Regions from separate parts of the Homo sapiens genome. Here region 2 is linked to region 1. A link is an interaction called in ENCODE POLR2A ChIA-PET data of the cell type or tissue named here. Cell type or tissue: GM12878. All regions are shown on one strand. Each heading gives the region's core, and the rest is flanking DNA. Links, peaks and the distances in the headings are about the cores only. Region 1 overlaps MXD1 (MAX dimerization protein 1). Region 2 overlaps ANXA4 (annexin A4).

Region 1 (5,385 bases), core at 301-5,300:
ATCAGAGCTAGAGAGACTTGCACTGTGATCTGAAGAATAAGTAGAAGTCCTCTAGGTGAAGAAGAGAGAGGAAAGTGTACCAAGCAGAGGGAAGAGCATTGACAAAGGCCCTAAAGTAAGACAATATGACAGTGCCAGGGACTGGAAGAAGGGCTGGAGAAAGGGGAATTGGGGAACAAGATGGTGCTGCAGAGGCAAGTGAGGACCAGGCAAGGCAGAATCTGGGGCAGACCAGGTGACAGAGCTTGTCCTGAGCCACAGAAGAATTTTAAACAAGGTCACGTGTTGATTTGCACCTTGGAAGGACTGTTCTCAGGAAGCATGGAAAGCAGACGGGAGGGACCCAGAGGGATATAGGGAGACCTCTGAGGATTTTATTGCAGTAGACAGTGGGGATGAAGATGGAAGTAGACCGGTTGCAAAATATTTAGGCCTTGGAGATGGCCTAGATATATGGTTAAGGAGCAGGAGCTATCACGGACTCCTGAATTTCTGGCTTGTACAACTGGATGGAGAGTTGGATGGACCATTTAACCTCTGGTGCATGGGAGTGAGAAACACTCAGTTGGGTTTTGAATATGTTGCATTTGAGGTACCTGTGATTCATCCAATAGCTAGACTGGAGGAGTTCAGGGGAGAGGACTGTCCTGGAGATGTAACAACAGACAAACCCTCACTGAACAGGTAAAGATAAAGCAGCATCCCAACAATACACTTACCTTTATGTGCAATTTGGCTTTTGTTAATAAACTCAACGTAGTGTGTCGACTTGATTCGGGTCCAAGTGGCACCAGCCCCTTCAACTTCTCCAGGCACAAGCGAAGATGAGCCCGTCTATGAAAACAAGACCACAGTAGCATTTGAGAGTTTCACAGTGGGCCAGAAGCACCCCAGGCAGAATGAGTTCTCAAAGAGTGTGAAGTTGCCCAGGCCTTGCGATGGCAAATGCTACCAATGACCTTTTGCTGAATAAACATATTTTGAACCAGACAACTCTGGTGAAAACCAATGAGAAGCAAAATCCAAGGTTTTCGAAGCTAAGTCTATTGATAATACAAGTGCTGGGGTAGGGAATAATATCTGCTATTATATAGTCATTCACATGTGTAAATACTATATACAGTAATGGTCCCTGACTCATGATGGTTCAACTTACAATTTTTTAAATTTATAATGAGTTTATTGAAGTATTAAATGCATATTAGACTTGGGATGTTTTTTATTTATGATGGGCTTCTTGAGACATAACCCCATCATAAGTCAAGGAGCATATATATCTGTGGAGTTATTTGTTGAAGCTTTATTTGTAATAGCAAAGATTGAAACAACCCAAATGACCACCCAGGAGGGAACTGGTTAAATAAATTATGCTACATCCACACCGTGTAGTACTATGTAGCTATCAAAAAGAATGAGAATGTGCTTTATGTCCTATTAGGAAAGATTTTCCAGATATATTGTTAAGTGGAGAAAAGCAAGATTCCAAACTGTGAGTATACCATGCTATCTTAAAGATGGAGGAAAACAAGAATCTATATTCATGTTTTCTTGTATGTAGACAAACTCTGGAATGACACATAAGAAACTGGCTGGGCAGGGAGAAGGCAAGGAACAGTCAGACAGAGATAAGGAAGGAAGTGATGGGGGTTTTTACTGAGTCATTTTTTATACTTTTTGTTCTTGGAGTATGTCAGACTGATGCAATGGCACGGAGTGGGAGAGGGAGAAGGGCTGGATGAAGCAGCAGCCACGGCAACTGACTGAAGAGAGAGCACGAGAGTTGCTCCAACTGAGAAATTTACATTTCCTTGAAATGGTTTGTGCTTTATTCTAGAACCTGGAAAATTCTATGAATGTAAGAAGCAGCTGAGATTTGGGGGTTTTGCTTAAGCTTACCACCTCCTTAAAGCCTTCCCAAGCCATCCTAGCTCACAGTGATTCCTCTATTTTCTAAGCACCACTTAACTGTTTATATTATTCACTGGGAAGTTCACTGTACTGCCTGACTTGTTTCATATTTCTTACTTAACCATTCATTGCAGTCTCCTTAGAAAGTCAGGATTGCAGCTTAATCATTGCTGTGCTGTCACCGTGCCTCAAACACACACATGCTTAATAAGTGTTTGCTGAATGGATTATGTCATCTATTCAACTAGACTTTAAGCTTCTAGAGGACAGAGTCCATCTCTACTGCATCTTTGCACCTTCAGCAGTGCTCAGAGTCTTCAGGTTTTAGATAACATTCATTGCCCACACACAACCTACTTGGAGCAGAGTTCCCTGGGGTCTAGGAGGCTCCCCTCCAGCTGAATTGGGAAACAATGCAATGCCTTATAGGTTTGCCCTTTTTCCTCTTAAGAATTGTACTGTAATAGCAAAAGTTGAAAATATAGACCAAAGAAAGGAAATGGCTTCAGAAAGCTATAGGACAGGTGAATATGCATGATATTAATGTAAGAAGTCAATTCACACTCTCCAGGGAGACTTCAGGATGTTCCCCTAAGGCAGGGCTAGTAAGCAAGGCATTAGACTTCCTTCCTTCTGAGCCTCCTGCCTCTTCTAGGTCATGAGGAAGTTGTCCTAAACTCTCCAAGGGTGCTCTAAGGCTTGGCAAGCTTGGGGAGTACAGCATTCATTTCTGAGCTAGGAAGAGGTAATAGCACAAGGGCTTTACTATTTTGTAAGTCTTTCACTTCTTCTGAAAAACCTGTCCATGTGGCAGAGTCAGAGCAAAGACTCATGTTACAGGTGTGCTCCTCCCACTACTGCATGTGGTGGGGACCAGGGAAGGGAAGAAAACTTGTATGTAAAATATACTTGTTCATCTTGGATAATATTCTTCAAAAAGAGCCATGAAAATAGATCATGTTATTAGAAACACTATGAGAAAGTATAATTTATACATTTATAAATTTGTCTATTTCTTGCCATAAAACTTATAGACTAATTTTCTTTTTTTGTTTTTTTTTTTTTTTTTTTTTTTTGAGACAGAGTTCTTGCTCTTGTCGCCCAGGCTGGAGTACAGTGCCGTGATCTCAGCTCATGGCAACCTCTGCCTCCCAGGCTCAACAGATTCTCCTTCTTCAGCCTCCTGAGTATCTGGGATTACAGGCGCCCGCCACCACGTCCGGCTAATTTTTGTATTTTTAGCAGAGATGGGGTTTCACCATGTTGGCCAGGCTGGTCTCGAACTCCTGACCTCAAGCAATCTGCCTGCCTCAGCCTCCCAAAGTGCTGGGATTACAGGTATGAGCTAATTTTCCAATTAGAAGAAAAAGTTCAAAAATTAAAATTATATTTAGATATTTTTCAGCCAGCTTGTTATTTGCAAAGACTGCATGATTCAGAACAGTGTCATTTTAGTACTTTTATGATGTTGGTTTATATGCAGATATGAGTGTGTGAATTTTTTTAGGAAGTTTGTCCACTGATAAAAATATAATAAAGTCATCTTTTGATGCATTGTCATTTCTAGCCTTATAGGAGTCTTGCCCAGAAAGTGCAATTTTCACTACCCAAATGTGGGTTTCCAAAGAACACTCCTAGTCGTGAAACTAGAAATAAGCCATTTGACTAATTCCAGCTGAGACTAATACTTGTTCATTCAGTGTTTTCTGGCCTAGTTCTACAAAAATAGGACCAGAATTCTTTCTGGATTTTTGCAGAGACCCAAAGCCAACTCTGTCTTTGGCAGTGTCTGCCTTGGCCTTCTCCGGCGCCTCACTGCTGCAGCCTGATGGCTGCCCCCTGCCCACATGCCACTGCCTGCAGACATCCCCACACTGGTGCCCGGGCCAACCACAGGAGAGCAATGAAATATATTAAGTAGACTCAGTTCTATCATACAGTAGTGAAATCCAATCCCTGAACCAGATAAAAAAGCAAACAGACCCCTCTGTTATGTACAGCTCCTACCAAAGCTCTCCAACCCTGACACACACACACATACACAGACACACATACAGACACACAAACTCCTGGGATCTAGAATCCCTCTGCCAGCCCTGAGTACCCACGGAGCTCCCAGATCCAAAACAAGCAGAACAAACACCCGTCTCAGCTCTCTTTTCTCAGTTCTGACTACTCCTGTGCCCTGCTGTCCCATTTTAAACCAGGTCAAACTCCCATTTGGGGAACTAGCAGGGGTTTTGCCATATATCCTCAACAGGAAGCCACCCGACACCTCAGTGTGACCCAGGAAGTTGACTCTCCTCCCATCACATCTTCTTCAGTCTTCCCTCTGTTGCCAAGAGCTACCTCCCATCTTCCTGGCACCCGGCTGCCTCTTCCTTTAGCACTGATCCACACTGCTTTGTACCTAGGCCATGGACTAACAAACTTCACCTTCTGACTCTTCAGAAACATAACTTTAATTATTCTGAATAAGCTGATATACCTTTGGTCTACAGTGGCATAAAGAAACCAATCTTTGAACTATAATAAGTCATGCTCTGAATCAAGTATGGCCCATAACTAGTAATAACAAATTTAGATACAACTATAGATTCTATTCAGTAAGTTTTAAGTATCCCAAATTTTGTTGATTTTTAATTTTTTTAAAAAATTCTGACTCAGTCACTATGCAACCAAATATTAATGCAGTGATTAAGAGTAAATGTCTGGAGAAATGTGGTACATATACATAATGGAGTACTATTCAGCCATAAAAAGAATGGGATCCTGTCATTTGCAACAACATGGATGGAACTGGAGGTCATTAGGTTAAGTGAAATAAGCCAGGCACAGAAAGACAAACGTTGCATATTCTCACTTATTTTTTGGATGTAAAAATCAAAACAATTGAACTCACAGACATAGAGAGTAGGAGGGTTACCAGAGGCTGGGAAAGGTAGCGGGGGTGGGCAGGAGGTGGGGATGGTTAATGGGTTAAAAAAAAAATAGCTTAAAAGAATGGATAACACCTAGTATTTGATAGCACAACAGGGTAACTATAGTCAAAATAATTGTATATTTTTAAATAACTGGAAGAGTAGAACTGGATGGTTTGCAACACAAAGGATAAATGCTTGAGGGGATGAACACCACATTTTACTTGATGTGATTATTATGCATTGCATGCCTGTATCAAACACCTCATGTACCCCATAAATATACAGACCTACTACATACCCACAAAAATTAAAAATGAAGTTAATATTTAAAAAAGAGTAAATGTTTGAGATCCTGGCTCTGCCACTTACTCCCTGTGTGACCCTGGGCAAATTACTTAACTCTGTGTAGCCTCAGTTTCCTCATCAGTAGAATGAGGGTGACAAGCGCCTCCCTGGGAGGGCTGTCATGGGTATTGACTGAGACAAGGTATGGAAGCCCTTGGGTCAGGGTCTGACAGGGAGTACTCTGTATATGGTAGCAGTTATTCTTTCA
Region 2 (5,385 bases), core at 170-5,169, 160 kb after region 1:
TGGTGCACGCCTGTAATCCCAGATACTCGGGAGGCTGAGGAAGTAGAATTGCTTGAACCCAGGAGGCAGAGGTTGCAGTGAGCTGAGATCACGCCACTGCACTCTAGCCTGGGTGACAGAGCAAGACTCTGTCGAAAACAAAAAAAAAAAAAAAAAAAAAAAAGAAGGAAAGAAAAGAAAAGAAAAGAAAGGAGAATAAAACAAATATTGATAAACAAACAAACAAACAAAAAATCAGGGGCAAAACTTAAGACCTTCACAGATCTTAGCCAGTCCTTGGTCTGGAGGCCCTGTTTCATGTCATGTGAATGATCCACATGTACCCATATCCCTTGGTAAGTATGATTCATATGCTAATTGGCTGACAACCCTGGCAGATACTGCTTTTCAGAGCAAGGGCCTTCCCTTTGCTTTCATGTAGTTTTGGAATAAATGACAAGTGAGGAGGCAGGGAAGGGGGACACCTCTCCAAAAGAGGCAAGCTTTAATATGAACATTCCACTCCTTTTTACCACATCAAGAAGTGGAAAGACATCTTGAGCAAAGCCTTCTGGAAATACTGAGAGTCATTACACAAGGAGCTAGAAATATTTCACTTAAGGAAAAAGAAGGTATCATACTTGAACACTGGGTACTTTTATTCAATTTATTTTGAAACTTGGACAGCACACAGTGTAATATACACATTTATATACAGACAGCTGTTGTTTATTTATTAAAGTTTTACTAGTACAAAACAAATTTCTTTCTTTCTTTCTTTCTTTTTTTTTTGAGACAGTCTCGCTCTGTTGCCAGGCTGGAGTGCAGTGGCATGATCTCGGCTCACTGCAACCTCCGCCTCCCGGGTTCAAGTGATTCTCCTGCCTCAGCCTCCCAAGTAGCTTGGATCACAGACGCCTGCCACCATGCCCAGCTAATTTTTGTATTTTTAGTAGAGACAGGGTTTCACCATGTTTGCCAGGATGGTCTTGATCTCCTGACCTCATGATCTGCCCGCCTCGGCCTCCCAAAGTGCTGGGATTACAGGTGTGAGCCACTGCGCCTGGCCACCAAACAGATTTCTAAATAGAATATACAAATAAATGCAGAAAATGGTACTCCTCGATTCATTGTTATATCAGATAGTATGTGTAAAGTCAGTCTACACAAATGCTTATTAGCATAGAGCCTGGCACCTGGTAAGGCCTCAATAACTCTTGGCACAAGGATGGGGGGAGCAGAAAGAGGAAAGAAATGCACCCCCCAAAACACAATTGCTACAGCCTCTCTTAGCAATTGCTAAGGCCTCTCTTAGCTGCACAGAATGACAGCTCCCAAGGGCTGAAAAGCCTTTCTTCTGGAAGTTCCACCTATAACCTTCCCACCTCATTTTCCACCTGCCTCGCAGTGCCATGCTCTTAGCAGAGCCTCTGCCCGACATTCTTTGCTATCTCACCTTCCTTGATTCCTTTGTTCTTTCTCTCTGAAGCCCTTTCTACAATCCATAAGCTGCACATTGTGACCAAGTCCACAATGACTCAGACTGTGTTGGGGGTTTAAAAGCTCCTTTGCTGCTCACAGATGGGGCGAAATAATTAGCAACTATGCCTCAGTTTTTACATCTGTAAAATGCAAACACGCTCCCATTTTGGGGGTGATTCAAATAACTCTAAAAGCATCAGGACTGTTCCAGATGGAAAGATGAAGGCTGAAGGTGATACACTTTTTAGTGATGTCTTAAAAACCTAGGGTTATGAAGAACATGGGTGGGTGACTACAGCTTCTTAACAGTATCTGAACTCTACGACTAGGGCTTAGGATAGGGATCTGAAGTTTTTAAGACATAGTTTTGGAGCAACTGAAAGATAGTTGGGAATTAAACATATGAGACCTATCTCAATAGCAGTTACAAAAGGGAAAAATAAGTTGTAAATAAGTTCAACTTATTTCAACTAAGATTACATAAATTCATGGAAATAATTTACAATGAATTCATAAAGAAAAAGTAGGTATGTTGAGAATACATCTATACTGGTTTCCAGGATGTCCAGAAGGATAATAATACACTGTAACACAAATTGCCCAGTTGTATCTGCCAGAAATGGGCAAGCCAGGTGCTGACTCAACTAGAAAGTTTCTTATGTCCTTATGGCAGACTGCAGGGATGTGGAACAAGAACTTCTGATTTCAAGTCCTATTTAGTAGGCTATATGTGGAGGTAACAGTGTGGTGCATTCTCCTCTCTCACCCAGCATTTGGAAAGCGGGCAAAGTAGATACTTCCCTAAGCATTAGACTAGTAAAATCAGCAAACACCCATCAAAACAAAGATATGCAAACTCATTTTAATGGGAAAGAACGGCTCCTGGGTTGAAGCAGGCTTGCTGGAAGATATTAGCATGTTTAAGGAAAACTTGTGTCCATCAGCAGAGCAAGCTCCATGCAAAACTGGCACAGATGCTTACTTTGAAATATTCATCTAAGCCCTGTCCTACGGAAAGGGTGAAGCCAGTGGTCGGGGGTCAGATATTTCCCCACTGTGAAGATGAATTCTGTCCATCTAATACTCCCTTGTTCCATGGTTGCCAAGCACCTTTTAGGCTAGAGTTTGGCTTCCCAAATCAACCTGTCTACAAATATTGGAGCATGAGGATTTTTGCCTAAATAATATTTTTCCTTTCTTTTTTTTTTTTTTTTCTTTTTTTTTTTTTTGGAGACAGGGTCTTGCCCTGTTGCCCAGGCTGGAGTGCAGTGGTACAGTCATAGCTCACTTCAGCCTCGAACTACTTAGCTCAAGAGATCCTGCCGCCTCAGCCTCCCGAGTAGCTGGAACTACAGGTACGTGCCACCACGCCCAGCTAATTTTTTTTTTTTTTAAATTTTCTAGACAAGGCCTCGCTGCATTGCCTAGGCTGGCCTTGAATGCCTAGGCTCAAGCGATCGTCTGCCTCACCCTCCCAACGTGCTGGGATTACAGGTGTGAACCACCATGCCTGGCACTGTATTTCTTAATATAAATAAATTAGCAATATGTGTGTGTCTGCACGTGTGTGTGTCTGCACGTGTGTGTTTGCATGTGTGTGTGCGTACAGGTTTAATGAGCCTGGTGAATAGGAATCCTCCCTTTCTTGTCGTGCTGAGAGAGAGTTTCTCTGGGTCTGCTGGATGTTGCATTGTGGTGAATTCACCCCGGTAACTGAAGCTCTCCTTCAGACCCCACCACAACTTGGCGGCCTCCATTCAGGTTCCTAACATTGACCCACATCCCAGAACAGGCCACCTGAGCCTATTATGAAGGGACCTGCCAGCCTTGTGGCACATTCCTACTGAATCCTTCCCTTCGCTGGAAGATCACATGTGAGTGAGTCATTCACTATTTTTCTTTGGTACATGGTTTCATTTTACAGCCCACAAGGATGACAAATTTAAACCACTGGTCTGCAGATTGCAAAGGGTGTGACTGGGCCCCACCCAAACACTAAAGGCTTTCAAAACTGTCTATGAAATAGGAAAATGAGAGTAACTCTCTTTTTTTCCTTCTTTTTTTCTTGGAACTTAGATCCTTCTAAAAGTAAAGGAAGTTTTATTGCAGTGACGGGGTTTGAGTTGGGAGAAATAACATTTTAAACGTGTATTCAAAGGCAAGATGTAGAAGGTAAAGGAATGAAAACAAATTTGGAGGCCTGCCTACTAGGCCATCTTAAATAAGAATCGATTCCAGCCTAGCACCCAGCTAGTAACTTACGGACGGTCTTTTGTCCATATTTTGGCCAGTTATTCACAGCACTGTTGAGGGCAATAATAATCCTTTCAATCCACAAGTAATTAAAAAACATGTATCTTAGGCCTGGTGCAGTGGCTCACACCTGTAAACCCAGCACTTTGGGAGGCTGAGGTGGGCAGATCACCTGAGGTCAGGAGTTTGAGACCAGCCTGGCCAACATGAGGAAACCCCATCTCTACTAAAAATACAAAAATTAGCTGGGTGTGGTGGCACGTGCCTGTAATCCCAGCTACCCGGGAGTCTGAGGCAGGAGAATCGCTGGAACCTGGAGGCAGAGGCTGCAGTGAGCCGAGATCACGCCACTGCACTCCAGCCTGGGTGACAGAGGGAGACTCCGTCTCAAAAAAATAAAAAAATGTATTTTACATATAATTTAAAACATCCCACGCCTTCTCTGCTCTTCCCACATCATGCCAAAGCCAGTTTTTACTCCAATGATTGCTTTGTCTAAAAGGCAGGGGAAGGAGGGAGGGAACACTTATTAAACACTCCTCCATGTTATCTTATCTACTCAATAACCTCTGGGACAATGACTATTATTTCCACTTAACAAGTTAAAAACTGAGAAAAGTTGTGTAATTTGCCTGAAGTTAGCATGAGGCCAGACTGGGATAAAACACCTAGTTTACCTGATTTGAAAGCCACTAGATACTACAGTAGTGAAAACTGGTTGTGGTGAGTTCTATCTTGTCTTAAGAGGTAGGGCTAAATATCTACATTTTATAACAATAAGGAAAGTCACAGTGGCCTCAATGATTGCTGGGAAAGCTGACTGGGTCCCACATGTTGATAGTTTAATCCTTGCTTTGTTGTATGGCCTTAGTTCCCAGGCTCAAGCTTCGAATAGTGCATAAATCAAAGAATATTCTAATACGCTTTATAAATGTGCAGCTTCCCTACCTTGTTTTTCTGGGCACCATCATCAACTTGCTTCAGATATAATGAAGTACCCAATATAGTGCTTTAGACTTTCCTAAGTAATTTTCTTTTTAATTTTTATTTTCTGAGTGACCCCTAGTGCCACCTGTGGACTAGAGACCTTTGGAATTTCAGTTGGCTGGTTTTTTGTTGGTGGAGGTTTTTTTTTGTTTTTTGTTTTTTAACTTTTCTTTTGAGATGGGGTCTCACTATGTTGCTCAGGCTGGGCCTGAACTCTTGGGCTCAAGTGGTCAGCCTGCCTCCACCTCCCAAAGTGCTGGGATTACAGGCATGAGCCACTGCACCTGACCTTCTGCCTTTTAATTGCAGACAAATTATTTGGATTTCCCTCCCCTCAGTCCAGTGACCTGAGAAACAAGAAGCTGATGTGGTAGTAATGCTGATTATTTCTATCATGGGACTTACAGGACAGTTTTACTGATGTTTCATGTTCATTCACCTACTCATTCAACACACATTATCTGAATGCCTGCCCCATGTCAGGTACCATTTGATTTACTAAACGGCACACTTTCCTTTCCGCCTGTATACCTTTCATGACAGTATATGATCCCCTATGCCTTGTAGGTTTAAGAGTAACCTGCCATTTAAAAAAATCCTGGAAGCTACAGAGATGACGTGGTTGAACTTCCTGCTGTAAAGACTTTACGACCTTTCTCAATGGTCCTCTCCCAGCTTCCAGTC

Evidence for each region. ChIA-PET counts read pairs that join two places held together with the same protein. Peaks named below come from ENCODE experiments on the same cell type or tissue, not always from the same donor. Only the 100,000 strongest peaks of a DNase experiment are listed, where the experiment ranks them.
Region 2: POLR2A ChIA-PET joins it to region 1 with 10 read pairs; 3 of 35 experiments call an interaction of 5 or more read pairs at or near these places.

What each region holds. Positions count from the first base shown.
Region 1 is chr2:69,930,800-69,936,184 of GRCh38, reverse strand. MXD1 (MAX dimerization protein 1) reads right to left here. Exons shown (of 6, transcript NM_002357.4): 4 at 720-834. It also overlaps a transcript of ASPRV1 not described here. Among named protein-coding and RNA genes, the nearest start is that of MXD1, 18 kb to the right of the region's middle. In GM12878, for the core only: no CTCF peak of the experiment used is centred there; no DNase peak of the experiment used is centred there; H3K27ac peaks cover 295 bases.
Region 2 is chr2:69,768,400-69,773,784 of GRCh38, reverse strand. The region is part of intron 1 of ANXA4 (annexin A4); the gene reads right to left. Among named protein-coding and RNA genes, the nearest start is that of SMANTIS, 28 kb to the left of the region's middle. In GM12878, for the core only: no CTCF peak of the experiment used is centred there; no DNase peak of the experiment used is centred there.